2 separate regions of the Homo sapiens genome follow, and region 2 is linked to region 1. A link is an interaction called in ENCODE POLR2A ChIA-PET data of the cell type or tissue named here. Cell type or tissue: B cell. All regions are shown on one strand. Each heading gives the region's core, and the rest is flanking DNA. Links, peaks and the distances in the headings are about the cores only. Region 1 overlaps STRBP (spermatid perinuclear RNA binding protein). Region 2 has its middle 32 kb from the start of STRBP.

The links. ChIA-PET counts read pairs that join two places held together with the same protein. Peaks named below come from ENCODE experiments on the same cell type or tissue, not always from the same donor. Only the 100,000 strongest peaks of a DNase experiment are listed, where the experiment ranks them.
Region 2: POLR2A ChIA-PET joins it to region 1 with 12 read pairs; 3 of 35 experiments call an interaction of 5 or more read pairs at or near these places.

What each region holds. Positions count from the first base shown.
Region 1 is chr9:123,232,824-123,238,200 of GRCh38, reverse strand. STRBP (spermatid perinuclear RNA binding protein) reads left to right here. Exons shown (of 19, transcript NM_018387.5): 2 at 1,235-1,371. Among named protein-coding and RNA genes, the nearest start is that of STRBP, 33 kb to the left of the region's middle. RefSeq lists an enhancer at 4,227-4,306. In B cell, for the core only: no CTCF peak of the experiment used is centred there; DNase peaks (open chromatin) are centred at 3,190, 3,540 and 3,900; H3K4me3 peaks cover 1,663 bases; H3K27ac peaks cover 3,870 bases.
Region 2 is chr9:123,298,039-123,303,415 of GRCh38, reverse strand. No RefSeq gene overlaps it. Among named protein-coding and RNA genes, the nearest start is that of STRBP, 32 kb to the right of the region's middle. In B cell, for the core only: no CTCF peak of the experiment used is centred there; no DNase peak of the experiment used is centred there.

The DNA.
Region 1 (5,377 bases), core at 278-5,277:
GCTGGGATTACTGGCGTGAGCTACCTCATTTGGCCAAATTTTAAATAAGAAATGCTAACGTTTACTGTTACTGCTGTGTGCTATGCACTTTGCTAAGCAGCTTTAAACTGTGGAGTTTTCTTTTCATTTAAACATCACAACAATTAAGTGAGGTGAGTCCTGCTTTTATTCTCATTTTACAGAGACAGAAAGGTTAAGTTCCGATCTCAAGGTTACACAGGTGGCAAGTGGTGGAGAAGGGATTTGAACCCAGGCAATCTGACTTTAGGGCCTATTCTCTTATCTACTATGCTTTAACACTCCCCTGAGGTAACACCTTTCTGGGAAACTGTCCTATTGAGAACTTTACTTTTTATGTGTTACCTTGTGTGAAGGCATTAAAAGCTTGTGCCTGTTTGGGATTTTATAGTTGCACCTTTCTCCCGCTGTAAGGGGTTTGCCATTGTATTACTTAAGTAACCCAGTTGCTGAAATAGAGCCCTGAAATACAATGGCTGAAACCCCAGAATTCAGCGCACAGTAGTTGAGAGCAGGTGTTCCACATCAGCATGTGGCTGTCCTTTATGCAGGCATTTGGGGACGTAGGTGAATGGGGACTGTATCATCTCGAATGCACAGCTTTCAAGGTTGTTCTTGTTGGAAGCACAGGGTAAGAAATTTTGTCTTAAGCAAGTGAGGTGAAAGTTGTACAAATATAATTTCTCCTCCCATTGCTGAAGGCTTAGTCTCATTGCCTCATCTAGCTGCAGGGGATTGGGAATTGGAGTGTTCTTTCTCTTTGCTGACACTAAGAGGTAAGGTGTCATTCTGTACTATTTTGAGTATTTCATCAGTGTTGAAATGTTCTTGGGAGTGCATTTTCAGTTACAGAATGTAAAGGTGAGAGCCTTGTCCTAGCTACAACTCTGTTATTTGGAAGAAACAGGGTGGATTTTGGTAGTTAGCAATTTTCTGCCGCAGCTGTAACACTGTAGATTTCAGTAGGAATGTTAGAATAGCTCACTGCTGTGGTTTGCAAAGTATTATTACACACATTCAACTCTTGCTTTTTTGTTGTTGTTATTGAGATGGAGTCTGGCTCTGTTGCCCAGGCTGGAGTGCAGAGGCTCAATCTCGGCTCTGTACTACAACCTCTGCCTCCTGGGTTCAAGTGATTCTCCTGCCTCAGCCTCCCGAGTAGCTGGAATTACAGGTGTGCGCCACCACGCCCAGCTAATTTTTGTATTTTTAGTAGAGACGGGGTTTTGCCATGTTGACCTGGCTGGTCTCGAACTCCTGAACGCAAGTGATCCGCCTGCCTCAGCCTCCCAAGGTGCTGGGATTACAGGCACGAGCCACTGTGCCTGGCCTCAACTGTTGCTTCTTATAAAGGTAAGTAGATAAAGTAAGTGATGGTATTCCCTTCGTAAAGGAGAAAATCGAGACATAGGTGGTTAAACATTGAATGAAACCAGCTAGAAAGTTGAAGAGCTGGGACTTAAATCCAGACATCATGGCTCCAGAGTCAGTGAAGTTTGTATGACACACTTTTTTTTTTTTTTTTAGAAAATCCTATTCAATTTTTATATTTACTGTGGTCACTACTCTTGTATCCTTTCTTAGGGTGTCTAATATCACCAATGTCCAATATACTATGCTGGCAAATTACTATCATTTGATGAGAATTATTGATAATTTGATGTCATTTTGAAGATTCAGAAAGTACGTTAAGAACTTGTATTGCCTCACTGTCATCATGATGTTCACAAATGACGCCATGTTTTAGATATGTCAGTTTATGTAATACCGGGTAGCAGAGATTTTACTCTCTTTAAAAATTATACTTTTATAGACTTGCTTACGGTAAAGTGACATGTAAAATGAGCAAATGAAATAGAAATAAAATAGGAAATAAAAATAGAAATTAAATATTGGGGCACTTAATGTTTTTTTCTTAGTAAGTAGCATGTATTGTGAAATACAGTGTTCATATAATTTCACCAATAATTTTGCTGTACTATGTGATAAAACCACTTTATACTATATGGTACTCAAGAAATTGGGAACATTTTCTACTTTAGAGCAGCTGGAGGAGTCCTTTCTCCTTGCTGACACTAGAAGGTAAGGTACCATTCCTCAGTATTTTGAGTATTTTTGTATTCAAAGTGTGTTGAAATGTTCTTGCTAGTGCATGTTAAGTTGTAGAGTTTGTGGTAATCTGATTTAGAGATTGGAAGCTGTGGACTATGACACATATTAAGTATTTGTGCAGATGGATTATTAATCAGAAAGTAAGATGGAGCCTTTTACACATTCCTATTTTAATAGAACAGGTAGCAAACTCATTCTGGTGTTCTTATTTTTGATTATTTTTCTTGGAAGTTTATTTTGCTGAGCGCTCTATTCCTAAATCATTTCAGAAGTGACTTTAGTATAGCTGAATTTTAATAGATAGAAATAACATGACTTCAATTTAATTTTCCATAGACTACCCTTTAGACATTCTTTACAGCTTCAGTTTTGCTATGAAAGGGAAGAGATCAGACAAAGAGTGCCATTCTTTTTGCATGTGGTTAATGACCAACCAATAGCTCTCTGGGATAACTTTTTTTTTTTTTTTTTTTTTTTTTTTTTTTTGCTGAACTTGTCTCTTCATCCAGATTCTACTTAGATTTTCAGTTGTCTTTGGGATAACTTTTTTTTTTTTTTTTTTCCTGAAGTTGCTCTTAGTTCATACAGATTTTAATTAGATTTTCAGTTGTCTGACAATCACAATAGAAATAAAAGTGGTTGTATCATAAATTCAGTGAAGTCTAACTGGGACTAGCATTCTTTCAGTGGTTTTGCAAGGATACAGTTATCTGTATCTCTGTAATCCATTATTTTAACATACACATATTGATTTATTTGCAAAATGAAAAAAAAAAACCTAAATTAAAAAAGGCTTATCCTTCAACTTCTGTAGCTTTGTGTTACCTACTTTTTAGAAAAGTTACATGCAAAATTTTGGCCTTCTACCACAGACAAGGAATGCTGGCAAGTGTGTTGTTAAAATTCTGTCATTGCCTCTTTATTTGCCTAAATTGATGGAAAAACACTTTCAGGTCATTTTAGTGAAGTTCAGTTTCAGTGGTTACATAAGGTATGTCATTTGAATACTGGTTGTAATGTGTTTCCGGTGTTCACTTGTATTTATAACCTGAATACCCAGTACCCCCCCCCCCCAAAAAAAAAGCCAGTTGAACAGATACAAAAAAAATTTTTTTAAACTTTTTTTTTATTTTTTGAGATGGAGTCTGTGTTGCCCAGGCTCAGCTGACTGCGACCTCTGCCTCCCAGGTTCAAGCGAGTCTCCTGCCTTGGCCTCCCAAGTAGCTGGGATAACAGGTGTGCACCCCCATGCCTGGCTAATTTTTGTATTTTTAGTAGAGGTAGGGTTTTACCATCTTGGCCAGGCTGGTCTTGAACTCCTGACCTCAAGTGATCTGCTTCCCTCAACTTCCCAATGTGCTGGGATTACAGGCATCAGCCACCTCGCTCGGCCTGAACAAATACAAAATGTTTATGCTGAGACTAGGCACTTTATATACTATTACTTTTGAAAAAACAAAACAAAACAGGATTTAAGACTACCAACTAGGATGGGAAGAACACTAGATTTTTAGTGATAAGTCCAGGTTTTGAGTCTGAGCCTTGCTACAAAGTTACTTGGTGGTCTTGGGCAGGATATTTTATCTCTTTGGGTCTTAGTTTTCTTTTTGGGAAGTAAGGATCCTGTACAGTATTAGTCTTTTTGACCAGTTTTAACAGTCTGTGATTCTCAGTTTTTTCTGTCTTGTGAAGAGAAACTTAACAGTATTAAAGTTGCCAGCTCTTTTTTTTTTTTGTCTTCTGAATAGTCTTGGTAACAGAAAACTGGTTTGAATTAGCCTATCTAATTTTAATGTTTTCCAAAACTAGTTTTAAAGGAGACATGAAATTAGAAGTATTTAGTTTTACTTCTTTTTTTTTTTTTTTTTTTGACACGGCGTCTCGCTCTGTCGCCCAGGCTGGAGTGCAGTGGTGTGATCTCTGCTCACCACAAACTCTGCCTCCCGGGTTCATGCCATTCTCCTGCCTCAGCCTCCTGAGTAGCTGGGACTACAGGCGCCCGCCACCACGCCTGGCTAATTTTTTTGTATTTTTAATAGAGACGGGATTTCACCGTATTAGCCAGGATGGTCTCAATCTCCTGACCTCGTGATCTGCCCGCCTTGGCCTCCCAAAGTGCTGGTATTACAGGCGTGAGCCACCGCGCCCGGCCTAGTTTTACATTTTAATTGTGCCTTGCTGTTGTCACTTTAAAAGAAGCATGTGAACTGAAAAGACAAAACACTTTGAAAATGTACTGTGCAATGAAAGGAGAGTCACCTATTATTAAAGTTCTTTGAATTCCCATTTCATGGCAGAGGGCAGTGAAATGAGCTAACATGAGCATGTTTATTTATGTAGACTTTCCCATGTAAATCAATGCAGATGTATTGCTGTTACATTTTTCTCCAAACATTTTATTATGAAAAAGCTTAAACATGCAAAAAGTTGGAAGAGTTGTATAGTGAACCTCCATATATTCTGCAATTAGTGCAGCCTATATTCTGCAATTAACATTATCTTTCATTAACTGTATCTTACATCTATGCATCTATTCACTCCACTATTTAACCTTCATTACATCTTACTTTTTGCTTCATTTCAAAATAAGCTGCAGACATCCTTACAGTTTACCCCTAAACATTTTGACATACATATAATTAGCTGGAGTTTGATACTTGTTAACACTTCTTAAAGTTCAAATTTATATACATAAGCCTGGCATAGGGGCTCAGGCCTGTAACCCTAATGACTCTTGGGAAGCTGATGCGGGAGGATTGTTTGAGGCCAGGGGTTTGAGACTAGCCTGGGCAACGTAGTGAGACCCCCCCATCTCTAAAAAAATAAAGAAATTAGCCAGATGTGGTGGTATGCGCCTGTAGTCCAGCTACTTGGGAAGCTGATGTGAGAGGATCACTTGAGCCCAGGAGTACTAGGCTGCCATGAGCTATGTTCACGCCACTGCACTCCCAGCATAGATGACAAAGCAAGACCCTGTCTTTAAAAAGGAGGAAAAAATTTACATACATAAAAATGTATAACTGTTAGTGTGCCATGGATGACAGTCATTAATTGAGCATCTGGCATTTTTCAGGGTCTTTGCTAGTCTTGCAGATAGAGAGATGAGTAAGACACAGTTTCTGCCTTCATGGTGCTAGTAGGATAAATAGAAGAGATGTCTAAAAACGTAGTGTTTTATTTGGAGCTTTTAGTTGCAAATAAGAATCAGCTGTCTTCTACAGATAATCGGTCTTCCTTACAGAACCTG
Region 2 (5,377 bases), core at 142-5,141, 65 kb before region 1:
TGAGGCCTGGAGTGCCTCGTCTGAATGCTTCTCAGTGGGGAGCCGTGGAAGGGTTTTGGGACAGGAACAATCTGTGTGTTGAAAGGACACTTTGGGTTCAAATGGAGGATGACAGGACAGGGAGAGGCCCAAGTCAGGGAGGCCCAGGAGCAGACTGTTGGAGGAGTCTTGGCCAGGCCAGCTGTGACTCCAGCTCAGCCAGCCCAGGTTCCTCCAAGACCTCCCCCTCAGACTCTGGAGGGCCATCTTCTCATAAGTGCTCGGGACGCTTCCTGCCTTCCCACCCTTCCTTTCAGACCTGCTTCCTGCTTGGCCTCCAAGCCTATTCTTCCTCTTACCTTCTCCCATTATCTCTGACTTCAGAATGTTTGCTTTGGCTCCCACTGTCTCCCCTCTGCTCTCTCCTGCGGTTAGTGTTGGATACTCAGCAAAATCTCTCCTTCCTACAAGCCAGCGCAGACCCATCGGGGCAGGGATTGTCTTCTTTCTACTTTAAGTAAACGGAATTGGAGCAACCTTGGCCTTGGAAGACAGACTTTGTCTTCTAACGACTTTCCTTCAAAACCACAAATGCATTTTGTCTCGACTTGAGGTGGTTCTTGCCTCTCATCTCAGCAACCTCAGGGTGAGCGTGAAGCAGCCTCTGGCAGCCTGAAGATTTCACAGCGGATGCTGTGCTTTTGTGAAAAGTCGATTTCTCTGCAAACCAGCCGAGAGGGCAAAGATAGTGCAGTGCTCCTTCCATTCAACAGACGTCTATGAGCCAGGCCTTGAGCTGTGTTGTGGGGAGTCGCTGAATAAGGTGTCTGCTCTCCAGGCCCGCATGGGCTGATAGGGAAGATGAACAAGGAGACTGTCCACAGGAAAAGCTTGTACAAAGTACCCTGTGGTCTCAGTGGAGGTGCAATGCCGTCCACACTGACCTTGCATTTGCATGTGGCACCAGAGCTGTGCCACCTTGGGGAAGCTATTGAACCGCTCCCTGCCTCAGTTTCCTCACCTATGAAATAAGCATAATGAGGGTTCTTCTCTTCTAGGTTTGATGTGGGGATTACACAAGGCACATGGGAAGTGCTTAGCATGGAATCTGGAGAAGGAAATGCTCGCTATTCTCTCTTTTAAAAACATTCTCCCAGCACTTTGGAGGCGGAGGCGGGCAGATCGCTTGAGGTCAGGAGTTCAAGATCAGCCTGGCCAACATGGTGAAACCCTGTCTCTACTAAAATACAAAAATTAGCCGGGCGTGTTGGTGGGTGCCTGTAGTCCCAGCTACGCAGGAAACTAAGGCAGGAGAATCGCTTGAACCCGGGAGGCGGAAGTTGCAGTGAGCTGAGATCGCACCACTGCACGACAGCCCGGGTGACAGAGCAAGACTTTGTCTCAAAAACAAAAACAAACCATTCTCCTATCATTTAAATTCTTCCTTAAAGTGTACAATTCAGTGGTTTTTATTCTATTCATAAGGTTGTGCACCCATCATCACTATTTCCAGATCATTTTCAATACCCCAAAAGAAACCTTGTACCCATTAGCTGTCCCTTCCCCCAATTTCCCCTGCTCCTACTTTCTGTCTCTGTGGATTGGCCTATTCTGGCCAATCATAAAAATGGAATCATACAGTATGTGACCTTTCGTGCCTAGCTTCTGTTTTCAAGATTCTTCCATGTCATAACACTCATCAGTACTTCATTCTTTTTTATGGCTGAATAATATTCTATTATGTGGAAATACTGCATTTTGGTATCCGTTCATTGGTTGGTGGCTTTGGGTTATTTCCACTTTTTGACTACTGTGGATAACGCTGCTATGAACAGTCGTGTAAAAGTTTTTGTGTGAACATGTGTTTTCATTTCTGTTGGGTGTATACCTAGGAGTGCATCCGCTGGGCCATACAGGGATGCTATGTTTAACTTTTAGATGAACTGCCAGACTGTTTTCCAAAGTCACATACCTGCTTTTTTTTTTTTTTTTTTTTTTTTTTTTTTTTTTTTTTTTTGACAGGGTCTCACTCTGTTACCCAGGCTGGAGTGTGCAGTGGCACAATCACAGCTTACTGCAGCCTCAACTTCTTGGGTTCAAGCAATCCTCCAGCCTCAGTCTCCAGAGTGGCTGGGACTATAGGCGCACACCAACATGCCTGGCTAATTTTTGGTATTTTCTGTAGAGACAGGGTTTTGCCATGTTGTTCCAGCTGGTCTTGAACTTCTGAGTTCAAGAGATTCACCTGCCTTGGCCTCCCAAAGTGCTAGGATCGCAGCTACCGTGGCAGCTGACACCAGCTACTCTTGACTCTACTTCTCACAACACTTACCCACACACCAGTGCTCCACAGCCCCAACAGGAGCTGTTACAATGCCAAGACAGAAAGTGATGTACCTGAAGTCCCAGGCAAGTCAGTGGTAGACCAGGACTTGAGCCGAGAACTTTGGGGCCCAGATTCACCTTGCTGCCTTAGGCACCTGGATCTTTTTATTACACTCCAGATAGAGGAGATGTGGTATGAGCCATTGCCCCTGAGCATAGCAGCCCAGTGTCCAGCAGGTGAACAGAGAACACCCTGGCCTATCTGAGCCTCCCAGACACCAGAGGCCCTGAGTCCCCCTCCTCCACCTCTGTCAGCACACACAACCCCACATGGTCCCTGAGCCCCGGGACAAAGGACAATGGCAGATATGATCGAGAAATGGCTATGCTGTCCCAGATGGGTGGGTAGTGTTTCCGGGGTGGAGGGGAGCCCTGGGAAGCTGCCTTCCCAGCCTGCACTTCTCCTGCCAGGATTAGAGCCCAGCCTTGGATCCCTGCCTCCCTGGTGGAGGACCTAGCCCCATTCCTCACCCACACCAGACTCTCACCTTCTGTGACCTTCCTATTCACCCAGTTCCTTACCCAGACCAGCATCTTCTCACTGCAAGCTCTCAGGTCCCTCTGACGCTGTGTTAAAATGACCCTGAACTGAGATTTAACCTTGCTGAAACCCAGTTTTCTCATCTTTCCTGCCTATCCCACAGGGTGGTTATAAGAGCAGCACAGGGTAGGGATTAGGGGCATGAGGCTGGCAGTCAGACAAGGGTTGGTTTGAAACGAGGCACCACCACTTCCTTACTAGCTCTGTGACCTTGGACAACTCACTTTACTCCTCTGAGCCTCTCTTTCATACTCTGGGAAATGCAGATGCATATAAAGAGTACAGTAGCTGGCACAGAAAAAGGACTCAATGATAGCTACGGTTGTTATTTTTACAGAGTAAAGGAGATAGGCATGTAAAGTGCCAAGCATATAGCAGGTGCTTAGCACACAAGAACTATGGTTTTTATCATCCCCTGTCTTTGTGTGGGTGAGTGGCGCAGGGTTTGAGGGCCTGGGGGAGATGGCTTTGATTATTATCTGGAGCATCAATGCAACCGGAAGGTGAACTCCAAAGCACATGTAGACCAGTGGCCGGGGCAAGGGGAGCCACAGGGTGCGGGAAGCATTGAGACCGAGCCAAGGCTTCTGTAAGCTGAGCATGAAGAACAGAGTGACACCAGTTGAGTGGGAAAGTCTCCAGCGAATGCCAGAGGCAGGGGCTTCTGAAGGCCGCTGGGCTTTTAGGCACTCCAATACCTGCTTTGTAAGCAGCCAGATCTATTTAAAGAAACAGGGACTGAGCAGCCGCTTTGGGGATGCCTTAAGCTTCCTGGGCTGATAAGCCATATCCCAGCAGGCTTTGGCAGTAAGTGTCACACTACCGTGCAAGCAGACAGAAAGCTGAATGTAAGCTAGGAAGCCCAGCAGCCAGCAGAGATCATGGCAGACTTCCTGGAGGAGCTGGCTTTATAGAATGCCGGGGTAGCTATGGATAGGTCATTGATCTAGGAGGAAAGGAGGCACATAGGCAAGACTACAAAACTTGCTTCGGGGGAGGAATAAGAAGATGCATCTTCTTGAAAACAAATCAATACAATTTTTGTCTTATTCAAAGCGATGCATTTTCATTGTAAGAAATTTAGCCGGAGGGAGTCGTGAAAATACAGCTAAGAAAAGGAGAAAATGAAAAAAAAATCTCCTGTATTCTCAGTCGCTAGGGGTAATTAGTATGAACATTTTGGTGTGTTTTTCTTCCATTTTTAAAAAAAGCATATTACATATGTTTTTGTTTTTGTTTTTTGTTTTTGAGACAGGATCTCTCTGTCATCCAGGCTAGAGTGCAGTGGTGTGATCTTGGCTCACTGCAACCCCTGCCTCCTGGGTTCAAGCAATTCTCCTGCCTCAGCCTCCCAAGTAGGTGGGACTACAGGCACGTGTCACCACGCCCGGCTAATTTTTGTGTTTTTAGTAGAGACGGGGTTTCGCCATGTTGGCCAGGCTGGTCTTGAACTCCCAACCTCAAGTGATCTGCCTGCCTTGGCCTCCCAAAGTGCTGGGATTGCAGGTGTGAGCCACTGCAACCCGGCCTAAATATGTTAAAAAACAAAAACAAAAATGGACTCATGTAATATGGACTGTTTGTGACCTACTTTTTTTTTTTTTCCCCAGAGACAGAGTTTTACTCTGTCACCCAGGCCAGAGTGCAGTGCCGTAATAATAGCTCACTGCAGCCTCGAATGCCTAGGCTCAAGTGATCCTCCTGCCTCGGCCTCCCAAAGTACTGGGATTATAGGCATGTGCCACTGCACTAGGCCTGTTTGTGACCTACTTTTAAAAATGTATCATGAATTGTGTTCCCTGCCATTAAATATGCCTTTTCACTGCTACTTAATGACTTTATAGTATTCTCTTGTATGAATGGAACATAATTTATTTAAGTAATTTTCTATTCTTGGATACTTCAGTGGTTTCCAATTTTTTAGTATCGTAAGCATCTTCTTAAATGAATATCCTTGTAGCTGAAACTCTGTGCACATCCTTAATTATGTCCTTGGGATAAATTTCCAGAAAAGGAATTGCTAGGATAAAGGATATGCAGATTTTAAAGAATGTTGATATGTTATTGTCAAATTGCTCCCTAGAAGGCTTGTATGGATTTATTCTCTCACTAGCAGAATAGAGGGTGCTATTTTCTTAGCATTTGTACTACCATTGGCTATGGTCTTTTCTCATCGTGAATTTGATGCATTGAAGACCAGAATTCATGAATTCAAGTTTCCTGATGTGTAAAATGGAAATGATAATAATGATATGTACCATGGGTCTGTTGTGACAATCAAACCACATAATAGATAGGATATGCTTAAAAAGAAAACACGATTCGGAAGCCATGTGAGTCAGAATTGAAAAGATAGTTGGGAACCAGCTTTATAAAGTGCTTTATTTTCTCTTTAACTTCAAAATTAATAAATGCTTGTAAAAATTGAAACAATACATATTTGTGAGAATAAACAATGAAAGTATTCCTTTG